Regions from separate parts of the Mus musculus genome. Here region 1 is linked to region 2. The links are chromatin contacts, found by POLR2A ChIA-PET in ENCODE. All regions are on one chromosome and are shown on one strand. The core of a region is the stretch at or near the end of the contact, and the rest is flanking DNA. Distances in the headings are between cores, read along the strand shown. Region 1 holds the start of Rpl18 (ribosomal protein L18). Region 2 holds the start of Kdelr1 (KDEL (Lys-Asp-Glu-Leu) endoplasmic reticulum protein retention receptor 1).

Evidence for each region. ChIA-PET counts read pairs that join two places held with the same protein, here RNA polymerase II (POLR2A).
Region 1: POLR2A ChIA-PET joins it to region 2 with 22 read pairs in Patski. The contact joins the promoter of Rpl18 here to the promoter of Kdelr1 in region 2. POLR2A ChIA-PET finds 5 or more read pairs at or near these places in 4 of 5 experiments (Patski and embryonic stem cell).

What each region holds. Positions count from the first base shown.
Region 1 is chr7:45,715,922-45,721,333 of GRCm38, forward strand. It overlaps Rpl18 (ribosomal protein L18), which reads left to right and starts at 2,150. Exons shown (of 6, transcript NM_009077.2): 1 at 2,150-2,218; 2 at 3,332-3,418; 3 at 3,608-3,715; 4 at 3,999-4,097; 5 at 4,373-4,566; 6 at 4,793-4,914. The coding sequence starts at 2,216. The coding sequence ends at 4,868. Sphk2 (sphingosine kinase 2) reads right to left here and starts at 2,081. Exons shown (of 7, transcript NM_203280.3): 1 at 1,780-2,081; 2 at 1,072-1,142. It overlaps Fam83e (family with sequence similarity 83, member E), which reads left to right and starts at 5,299. Exons shown (of 5, transcript NM_001033170.4): 1 at 5,299-5,412.
Region 2 is chr7:45,869,741-45,875,229 of GRCm38, forward strand. It overlaps Kdelr1 (KDEL (Lys-Asp-Glu-Leu) endoplasmic reticulum protein retention receptor 1), which reads left to right and starts at 3,100. Exons shown (of 5, transcript NM_133950.2): 1 at 3,100-3,361; 2 at 4,019-4,119; 3 at 4,303-4,461. The coding sequence starts at 3,271. It also overlaps a transcript of Grin2d not described here.

The DNA of each region.
Region 1 (5,412 bases), core at 900-3,399, 150 kb before region 2:
GAAAGGGCGGCAGGAGACACAATCGGGTGTATGGGTGTGTGCGCACAAACACTGGTGTCTAAATGTACCTCTCACACGCTGGTCTAAATGTACCTCTCACACGCTGGACAAAGCGTGCTCACACTAACCTACACTCTGTTAAGGCAGGGACAAAACTTCTTAGGCAAAAAATAAGAGGAGGAGGGAGTCTGCTTATTGCCAAATACCCCTTGCATCGCATCCACAGCAGCATTCGCCCCAGATAACATGCCAAGAGGTGGAGCTCAGGGAGATGCAGAACCCGGGATACAGCCAGAGCGCCGCGAAAACCCTGACCAAAGAGGCTGAAACGGGAACAGGAAAGGGGAAACGCTAACTCACCCAAACTGAGTGACCTCGCCCTGCGGAGCCCTCAGAAGCCCAGCTGAGAGAAAAGGACTGCTCACCCTGCCCCCAGGGGAAGTCTGGGGCCAGCGGCAGAAGGGCCCTGACAGACATTATCACCCCTGGTATGACAACCACAGACTTCAGACCAGTGCTTCTCAACATTCACGATGCTGGGACCCTTTAATATAGTTCCTTATGTTGTGGTGATCCCCAAACATTTCATTGCTATAACTGTAATTTTGCTACTGTTACAAACTGTAAATATGTGGTATACAGGATAGCTGATATACGACCCTGTGAAAGGGCCCAGACCCACAGGTTGAGAACCTATTCTGTAGCTAGAGCCTTACCTGGTTCCATTGCCCCTTGGATTTAGGTGTCCAGTGGGCACCCAGGCCTCTGCTGTCACAGCAGGGCTTGAGCCCCAAACTGGAGGCCATGTATGTATAGGCGGTTTTCGTAAAGAGTCTTGCTAACTCCCTGTGCAGGGCCAGGTTGGGGTTCTGAAGAGGAGGGCACATTGCAGGCTCAGTATCCCAGAGCCTGCTTCTCTCATCCAGCTGGCCTGTCTTGTACTACCCAAGTTCAGGTACTCCATACCAAAAGAGTGAAGACACTTTCAGGGAAGACACCCTAAAAGGGAGTCTTTTTCATCACTCTCTTTTTCCAAACAAGGAAAAAAAAGCAAAACAGAAAATCACTTACCCAAGATCACAACTTTAAATGGCAGAGCCAGGCCAAGTGTTGAAAGACGGTGATCCCAGCTACTTCGGAGGCTGAAGCAGGAAGAGTGAGTCAAAGCCAGCTGGGGCAACTTTGTGAAACCTTGACTTAAGGGGCGGGGGGGGGGGTGAGTGGGGGACAGAGCTGGCACTAGAACTAGCTTACTAAATGGTGAGGTGCCAACTGTTCAGTTTTGTATCTTTGTCTCTCCTTCTGCCCGGGGTTCCCTCACCATTTTTCCTTCTCACCCTCGGGCCTCCACACCTCCAACCACCGTCATGGTCTCTATTTCAGTCTCTCTGGAGCTTGTTATCTACCCGCTTTCCAAACCGGGAGTTCTGCGTGCCTTCTCTGCACATCAATATGTACATCGAAAATGTTGGGCCAGTTCAACCAGTCTGGTTTAGGAAGGGGGAAAAAAAAAAGGGCTGTCCCTAAGGACGAAAACAAAGGAGAGATCCGAGAAGAGGTCATCTTTAAGGGCAGGGGGAAAAGCTCAACACAAAATATTAAATAATAATAATAATAAGGTATTATGGGTTGAATAGCAGCAAGAAAGTCTCGGGTGAGAGATCTAGTAGGATTTCCTGAACTTCAGTTCTGTTTAGTAAGTTGAGCATAAGGAAAAGGCAGCCGAGAATTTAAGGAAGTGTGAGATGAGCTTTTTCTTCAGGGCGGGATAAGCCTCACCTCCGACACACAGCCCACCGGGTCCTCCGCGAGCCACCGAGAAGCGGTCGGCGTGCGGCCAGAGAGTCACCACGCGACTCGTCCAGCAAGCTCCGATCATGTCTCTGATTCTCCGGTCCCTTTACCCCTGGAGAGTGTTAGAGCAGGGACGGGGAAAGGCCAGAGAGGCTCCGGGTCCCAGCCCTTTCCTCAGGCTGACTTCTCTTTGGTTCTGGAAGCCTCGGTTTACTCGGTCCTCCCACATACCATCGAGAAACCCAAATTGTGGTAGAGCTCCGCGTCGCGCTCATGTGACGTCACCCGTGCACCACAGAGACGCCAGTTCCGGATAGAGTGTCCCGCATTGCGTCACGAGTGCGTCTCGCAGGCCGCTCTTTCCCCGCCCACTCCGGCGCGGTTCCGTCTTTCCGGACCTGGCCGAGCAGGAGGCGCCATCATGGTAAGCTCGCTGAGCGGTCTCCCCGAGTGGCCCATCCGCTGCCATCCTCAGCAAGTCCCGCTCGTAGCGCGACGGAGGGGTGCAGGCGGTGCCAAGGGGAACTGCGGGACAGGCTAGGGCCTTCGATCAGAACTTGCCGGAGCCGGTGGCCGGTCCCGGGAGCCTCCCGAGGCTCGTCGTCTTCCTTACAAAGTTTGGCTCCATGAGCCAGGCTGATTGCAGCTCCCAGTGAGTCCAGTCCGGCCTCGAGCCCACGGCCGCTCCCTCGCACCAATCTTTCGAGTGCTGCGTTTCCAAGCGGGACCGCTGCTCCCAGTGTCCCTGTTTCTTAACTTGCCATTGGGAAGTTGAGTGCTACGATGAGCGGAGCCACTACACGTTGCCGGGTTTGGGGACAAGCGTACGTCAGTCCTTCCCGGAACACTGCTCCTAGTGTGTTTGGTGTGTAGTAATCCTGTCCCTGCCTTGTATGTTGGGAAGACGTTTATGAAGAGCCTTGAAGGTGCAATGAAACCGCTGTTAGTATCAGTAACTACTTCAGGATGCTAACAGCTTGGAAAACGAGTGGGGGATAAAATTAACCCGAGCACTTGGTCTTTCTAGGGTTGATTTGAAGGACGTAGTGTAAGGCTTTGTCACAAACACGTCTCCACGTCTAGAATGTACTGTTGGCTTCTTTTTGACTGTTTTTCAGATTGGGAGCTAGTTTTGAGAACATAAATAAAAGCTAACATCTTTACAGGGATCTGAACTCTCATCCATACTGGGCCCAGAACCAGGGCCTTCACATGCTAAGCAAGAGCTGAGCTCTAAGGGACTCTGAGCCAGCAGCCGCTTGTCTTGTGCAGCTCAGTTTTTACACCGAGACAGTGTTTCAATGAGTTTCTGGACTCTGGGAGGAATGGTCCCAAGCCGAGACAAAAACATCACTTGTGTGTGTTAAGTGAACTTGTCAGGGGTGGGACATGTCTTCTTCCTCTAGTTTGAATCCTTTGAGGTTTGAATTGTCGACTAAGTAGCCTAAAAGTTACAGGTACGAACAGGTATAGATATCATCAAAGATATAGGGCAGTGGTTCTGACAATTGGCTCTATGGTGGTTCACCTCCCTCAGGGTGTTGACATTCGCCACAACAAGGACCGAAAGGTTCGGCGCAAGGAGCCCAAGAGCCAGGACATCTACCTGCGGCTGCTTGTCAAGGTAAGCCCGGGGTGCTACGCCATCTTACAGCTCCCAAAGTGAGTGGGGTGGGGAGAGGGGGGAGCCTGGACACAGTGCCCCAACCCCCCACATCACCAGGAGTTGAGCGGGATGGGAGAGCTGTGGAAGGGTCCTGGCTTGGGGGTGGCGCAGGCAGTCCCATGCTCAATCTTTTCCTTTCCCTTGCAGCTGTACAGGTTTCTGGCCAGACGGACCAACTCCACCTTCAATCAGGTTGTGCTGAAGAGGTTGTTCATGAGCCGAACCAACCGGCCACCTCTGTCCCTGTCCCGCATGGTTAGTAGTCAGCCAGAGGGCGCTTCACATGTTTGGGGGCGGTGGGGTAAGGCCAGCAGAGGATGCGGGCCTCTGTGCTTTGGTCTTTTTCTACCTGGGGATTTCTCTGACCTGGGTCACTTCTGGGGTTGGAAAGAAAGATTTCAACAATCAGTCATAGCTGGCAAGCTCTTGGGGCCCTGTCACTGGGGGGAGGTCGGCCTCAGCCAGTGGAGGTCTTGGCTGTTTGGTCTTCCCGGTGACAGCTTGGCACAGAAAGACTTAACATGCTTGCCCCCATCAGATCCGAAAGATGAAGCTTCCTGGCCGCGAGAACAAGACTGCCGTGGTTGTGGGGACGGTCACAGATGATGTGCGGATTCTGGAAGTTCCCAAGCTGAAGGTAAGTGACCAGCATGGGCCAAAGGGACATGTCTCCAGTCAATTAGGGGGCTTTGCTATGTGCCAGTGGCACCCTGCCATGGGAGCTGTAATCAAAGCTGCTCTTCGTTGTGTCCCCTCACCACTGCAGAATGATGCTTTGGAGTCTGTTTGCCCTGAAAGCATTGAGGATGCTTGCCATCCACTGGGGAGACTTTAGTGGCAGTTGTTTATCAGGGTCTGCTACCGGGGGTGGGCCGTGACAGTCCCCACAGCCTCTGGTGTGTGCCTTCTCAGGTGTGTGCACTGCGGGTGAGCAGCCGGGCCCGGAGTCGCATCCTCAAGGCTGGGGGTAAGATCCTCACCTTTGACCAGCTGGCCCTGGAGTCTCCCAAGGGCCGGGGCACTGTGCTCCTGTCTGGTCCTCGGAAGGGCCGAGAGGTGTACCGACATTTTGGCAAGGCCCCAGGAACCCCACACAGCCATACCAAGTGAGTATCAGAGCTTTGGCTTCAGGTAGTTGTTACCCATAGTGGCCACTAGGATGTCAAGTTCACTTGGGTGGGGGGTGGTCACAAATCTGGGCTAGCCAGGGCCTCTGCCACTTCTGAGGGGTGAGTGGTTATTGCGAAGGCTCTCAGAAGGTTTCCAGTATGACAGGAACAGGTCCTAGTGCCAATGAGCTGGACTTCTCTAACCTCCCTCCTTTCCCCACAGACCCTATGTCCGTTCCAAGGGCCGGAAGTTTGAGCGCGCCAGAGGCCGAAGGGCCAGCAGAGGCTACAAAAACTAACCCTGGATCTTAACTGTTAATAAAAAAAACATTGGATGATGATGGTCCTCTGTGTTCATTCATGAAGTTGGAAAGGGGCAGGGTGGGATGAGGGCCACTAGTGGTGACAGCATTTGATTGGAAGTCAGCACAGACCCATTTTTGGGGAAGGGGGTGGGGCCTGCTCTGGGACCTGCCCTGCACCTGGGCAGCCCCTGCCTGTGCCCGAGCCCCGCCTGCTGGGTGTTGTGTTCACCTGTTTCCTCCTAGGATTAGCTTTTCCCAAGACCTTGGTGTTGGGGGATGTGGGGCAAGGCGTGGGAACAGGTGAGGCCCTGCCTGGGCCAGTCTCTGAGCAAGATGCCTAGTAGTCCCTCCCCCTCTGTTTGCACAAGGGGCTGTGTCCTGACAATTGCTCCCCGTTGGGTGGAGAGCTGCTCAGGAGGAAGTCGGAAGCTCCTGAGCTGGCCCTCAGACCGGGCCGAAGCCTGGGGTCTGTAGGTGGGGGGCCTGGCCTTCTGGATCGCGTGGTGCCAGTTGGCTGGAACCTAATTCAGCTTCACAG
Region 2 (5,489 bases), core at 1,850-4,349:
TGCTGGGGGCCAGGACCGGAACCAGCGTCCAGAGACCCAAAGATTCCGTGGAGTGCTGGGGAGCTGGTTGGGGGCCAGGCCCAGGGCGGCAGCGGAGGCAGTAGCAGTAGCAGCAGCAGCAGCAGCAGCAGCAGTAGCAGCGCAGGCGGCAGTGGCGGGGACCTTTTGCCTGTCCCGGCTCTGTCCCTCCTCTTCTTGGTCCTGCCCTGCCCTGTCCCCCAAGGTTGCGGCCACCAGACTAGGCAAGGATGAGGCTACACATGTTGCGCTGGAAGTTGGGCCCCGGACATTGCGGAGGCTGTCGGGGTGTCCTCTTGCGGCCTGACCCCATGGGGATCCCCCTCCACCCACCTGGGGTGCCCCCCCTACTGGCTTCAGTCCGGGCTCCTCCCCTGGCTGGCATGTCCCATTACCTCTCCCTAGCTTATTGGCACCCCCTTTGTGCTCTCAGCACCCCCTCCCTTGTCTCTGTCTGTCTGTCTGGGTCACCTCTGAAGCCAGTGGCTCGTGTGTATGTTTTATAAGGAGCGTGAGGCTGCCTATCAGGGGAACTGCTTGCCCATTCCTTGCTTGGCCACCTCCAGACCCCCCCCCCCGTGCCCCCACTCTCAAGCACAGGCAGGAACACAGATGCAGATGCTCATACACACAACCTCACTTCCCTGGGATTCCCCCTCAACACCCCCGGACACACACACACACACACACACACACACACACACACACACACGCTTGCGCAGGGCCCCAACATGGGCGTGTTGTCGCTGCTCTCAGTGGCTGTTTGGACAGACAGGAGGACACAGGCATCCGGGGACACACAGACACTCGGCTGGACGCAGGCAGGAGGCACAGAACCCAGGTGCACACCATCCATCCAGGTTTGGGGGCTCAGGGAACAGATCGGGGGCCCGTGAGGTGCAGGCAGGAGGCTCAGGGTCGGTCCAGACAGACAGACCCCTCCTCCCTCAGCTACCGCCGCTGCAGCCCTTACAGACACACACCCCCCACCAGCCAGCCTGACACCAAGGCATACATCCTCACCTAGCAGATGGCTGTAGCACGAGAGACCCCTGGGGGCCAGGCGGACCCACCCAGGCTGGTACCCCTCAACAGGGCGCTGCTGGCCGAGGAGGCTGTGGGCGCAGGCGGAGGGTGGCTGGCGGCAGCGGCCACGGCTTGCAGGAGCCAGAGCGGGAGGGACTCGCACACTCGCTGTTCCCGCACACTCACTCAGGATGCGATTAACATTCAGTCCCCGTCCCTCCCTGCCAGGAGACCCACAGCTGCCCCCCTCACGCTTCCCTAGGGACCCCTCTTCCCATTAGGTCTGAGGGAGGGGGCCAGCCCTTACCCCATTTCAAAGTCTCTGATTTCCTCATGGGACCGAGGGGCTGCGACGAAATGGGAGGAAGCAGAGGTAGATGGACAAGGACACCACCTGGTACAGACAGTTTGAGACCTAGAGAGAGGGCTGGGGTCACTGTCACTTGCCCCTTCCCTCTTCTGCACTTCAGCACCCGCCATACTAAGACCCAGCCTGTGAATTTTATGGCTGCAAAGACAGGATGCATGCTGTCTCTCTTGGAGCCAGGAATCTAGACTCCAAGTCCCTTATCCCTTGGACCCAGTTGTCCAGATGCCAGCCCACCTCCCTCATACCCAAGGGACTAGACCCTAGTTCTTTCCCTCTAGACGGATGGGGCTGGATCCCAGTTCTCCTACCTCAGACTGTAGCCCTCCCCTTAAACCTATGGGGCTAGGCTCCCAGTCCCCTCCTCCCTCAGACCTAGATGTCCATACTCGACCCTCTTCTTTCAGGCCTAGGTGGCCAGACTCTGGCACCATTTTCTGTGACCTAGGGGTTAGATCCCAGCCATCCTCCCTCCAAACCAGGGGTCCAGAATCCCTGGATTCCAAGTTGTGGATCTTCTATTTCAGATTTGGGGTCCAATGCCTGGCCCTGTTCTCTCAGAAGCAGGAATTTAGATAACAGCCCTCCTTTCGAAGACCACAGATTCTCCCTTAGTCCTTCTCGATCATACCTGGGGGCCAGGTCTTGAGCAAGTTCCTCACTGAGGGACCACTTGATGAGTGAGGGACTAGTCTCTCACAGCTCTGAGTACACAATTCCCTGGAGGAAAACTGCTTCCTTTGTCACAGACACAGTAATCCTAAACTATAACCCTACTTTTGAGGTTCTGAGGTCCCATAAAGTCACCTGTCCATCTTGCCTCTGGTAGGACAGTCCTTAGTATCTAACATTGGGAGGAGTGTGCTTCAGGATTCCCGGGTCCCTGAGAATGGAAGTTGGAGGTGGAGAAAGAGAGGTGGAGGAGGGGAAGAGAGAGGGAGAATATGAATGTGTAGAGGCGCTGGGACCTAGGCCTGTAGCAGTCGATTGGAGCCCTGCTTCTCGTGCCCTAAGACCTGGGAAGACTCGGGTCATGACAGTTTCTGAAAGAGCCAGGACCTGGCATTTTGGGTCTTAGAAGGAGGATGGAGTTATGGGTGTAGATTCCCAGGTCAGAATGTTGAGCAATAAAGTAATTGTTGGGGATAGGATTGTAGAGGCGGTAGGCTCAGTCAGGATCCCCGAGTGTGTGGCAGTGGGGCCTGGGTTTTCTAACTGAATTGGGACTAGAGATCACAGACAAAGCTAGAAGTCTACCCTCTTAATCTCCAGGATTCTTGTTGTTGTTACTATTAGTATTAATAATTTGTGCAGGAATAGACTGTCACTGTGGAGCCCTAGGCCTGGAACTGGGGGGTCCCTCTGCTTCATCCTCCCAGTACTAAGATTACAGGCTACACCATCACCCAACACAGCACTAGGATCTTTAGATTCAGAACTCAAACTTCAGGATTCCTGTTTAAGGGCAGAGGTTAGACGAACTCTCTACAGTTCCTTACTAAAGAGAAGGCACCTGGGAATGTGGGACCCTAAAGACCCTTCCATCAGTTAGTAGGCTTATTCGATACGACTCTGCAAAGCAGGTTGCAGGCGCCAGAGGGCGCCAGACAGTCAACCCGCCCTTGGGGTGGCGCTACAGCTCAGACTCCTCCCTTCCCACCTCGGCCCTCCTCCCTTTTCTCCCAGCCAGCTTTACCACCAGCTCCGGCCTCGGCTCACCTTCCAGAGCCCCTTCCCCGGAGCTGAGCTACCGAAGGGCTTCTCTCCCGCCCTCAACCCAGCAGCACCGCAGCTCCGGGGCAGCCCGGCCGGCCAGCCTCCCCCCCCACCCAGCTCAGCCCTGCCCGAGTCCCCCAGTCATGAACCTCTTCCGATTCCTGGGAGACCTCTCCCACCTCCTAGCTATCATCTTGTTACTGCTCAAAATCTGGAAGTCCCGATCGTGTGCGGGTGAGAGGCCCCCCCGCGGAGAGGGGGCGGGAGCGGGCCGCTCTGGGGCACCGGGAAGGCTGGAGCTCGGCAGGTCAGAGTCCTCCCGGACTGCCTGCTGGGGATCACTTTTCTAGTTCTAGGGTCACCAGGGGGTCAGCTCCTTTCCCTAGACTAAGGGGTACACATAGTTTGGTGGGGGTGGCTTCGGGCGTTCAGTTCAACCTTCTGCAGCACCCTTTGGGACAGCTCTGGGTGTTCCGGGGCTGGGAACCAGGAGCCATGGCAGGCGGGGAGGTGGCTGGGAGTTGGTGACGTGGACTGTGGAAGGCCAGGAAGGGAGCGGGAGGAAGGTGACCGACTGGGAGGCTGAAGTCAGGCAGGGCTCTCCCTAGGTCCCAGTGTAGGTCTAGACTGTCAGGAGGACCTGAGGGAGACAGAAGGACCGGCGAGGCCTAGCCTGGGATAGAGCCTCGGTCTCTAGTATTTTTGGAGCCGGCTGCCCCCTGCCTGTGGATGGTGGAAAAAGGGCCGAGCTCAGGCTTAAAGGCCTTGGGGAATCGCTGTGGTCTAGAGCTCCAGCCGGCTGGCCCAGGCGCTGCATGTTAGTTTATTATTGCCCCAAGTAGCCCACCTCCAGCTCCCTCCACCCTGCCCTTCGTTCTCTGTCTCAACCAGGCATTTCAGGGAAGAGCCAAGTCCTGTTTGCTGTGGTGTTCACTGCCCGATATCTGGACCTGTTCACCAACTACATTTCACTCTACAACACCTGCATGAAGGTAGAGTTGCAGTCAGCCCCCTGTGGCAGGGTTCCAGGCCAGGGATCAGGGAGGAGTCACCAAAGAGGCTTGGGCCTAGACATATGGTCTGAGGGAGGTGGCTGGGGAACATGATTTCTCTCTCCCTCACCGTGACCTGAGGCCCTACCTGTGAGCTGAGATGCCCTGTTACCCTCTTATCAGGTGGTCTACATAGCTTGTTCCTTTACCACGGTGTGGATGATCTACAGCAAGTTCAAAGCTACTTATGATGGCAACCACGACACTTTCCGGGTGGAGTTCCTCGTCGTTCCTACTGCTATTTTGGCTTTCCTGGTCAACCATGACTTCACCCCTCTGGAGGTAGGTTTCTGCTGGGCCTGTGTGGTGGTTGGGTAGAGGCAGAGTATCTGACAGGAGGCCCTGTCAGGTGTCTTCCTCTACACAGCTTGCTAAGGCCTAAGTTCGTCGGTGGCAGACACTGTGAACATAATCACAACCCAGCATCCCATTTGCTGCTCTGAGCAGTTAATGTACCTGGCGTCTAGAGTGGCACCCCTTAAGTCGTCTGAATGTCCAAGGGCACCTAGTCCAGCAAGAGCTGGGCTGATGAGGGCTAGGAATGGCAAGCAGAGCTCTGCGGTGGGGCCACGTGAGTTTAAATCCCAGTTACACATCCTATTTTTAGTTTGTTTTTTTTTTCCTCTCAGGAAGTGTTGGAGATAGAGTCTAGGGTCTTATGCATGCGAGGCCGGTGCTTTCTTCTGGAGGCACTGTCAATTATTGGTTTTCTAAGATAGGGGCTGGCCTAGAACTTACAGTCCTCTTGCTTCACTGCTTGGATTATAGCTGTCTGTTATCTCCCCTGGTTGGGAGCCCCAATTTCTACTATAATGACTTCAGCCTCTTTGCCTCAGTTTCCCCATTGTAAAATGGTCATGAGAGGGTCACTGGGTTCAGGGTTGCCTGGTGGTTATATGCAGAGACTCTGGAGCTGAGGTACAGGGACTGGAAGCTTGCTTCTTCAGCTGGACAGTGGTGGGACTATGGACCAGTGTACACCTGGGCTTTTTGTAAAATGGGGAAATGAGGGGATGGATAGATGGCTAAAAGGACACACAACCAAAAGGACAAGAGGAAGTCAGTCCCTGCCTCTTAGCATCCTTCTGTAAGGTGCAGGATGGAGCCTAGGCCCTGTGCACCACTGAGCGCTCCAGCCCTCTCAGCTGTGATGGGAGGTTAATGTGTTTGAAGTGGTCTGGTTTGAGATGGGAAAGGACTGGTTAGCATTTGCTGAGGACCTGGCTAGTCTCTATGGTACTTCCACCTCCAGCTGGTGGGTGTTGTGATTTTTAACCCTTTGGTGTTTTGGTTGGGTCTGTATGTGTTCA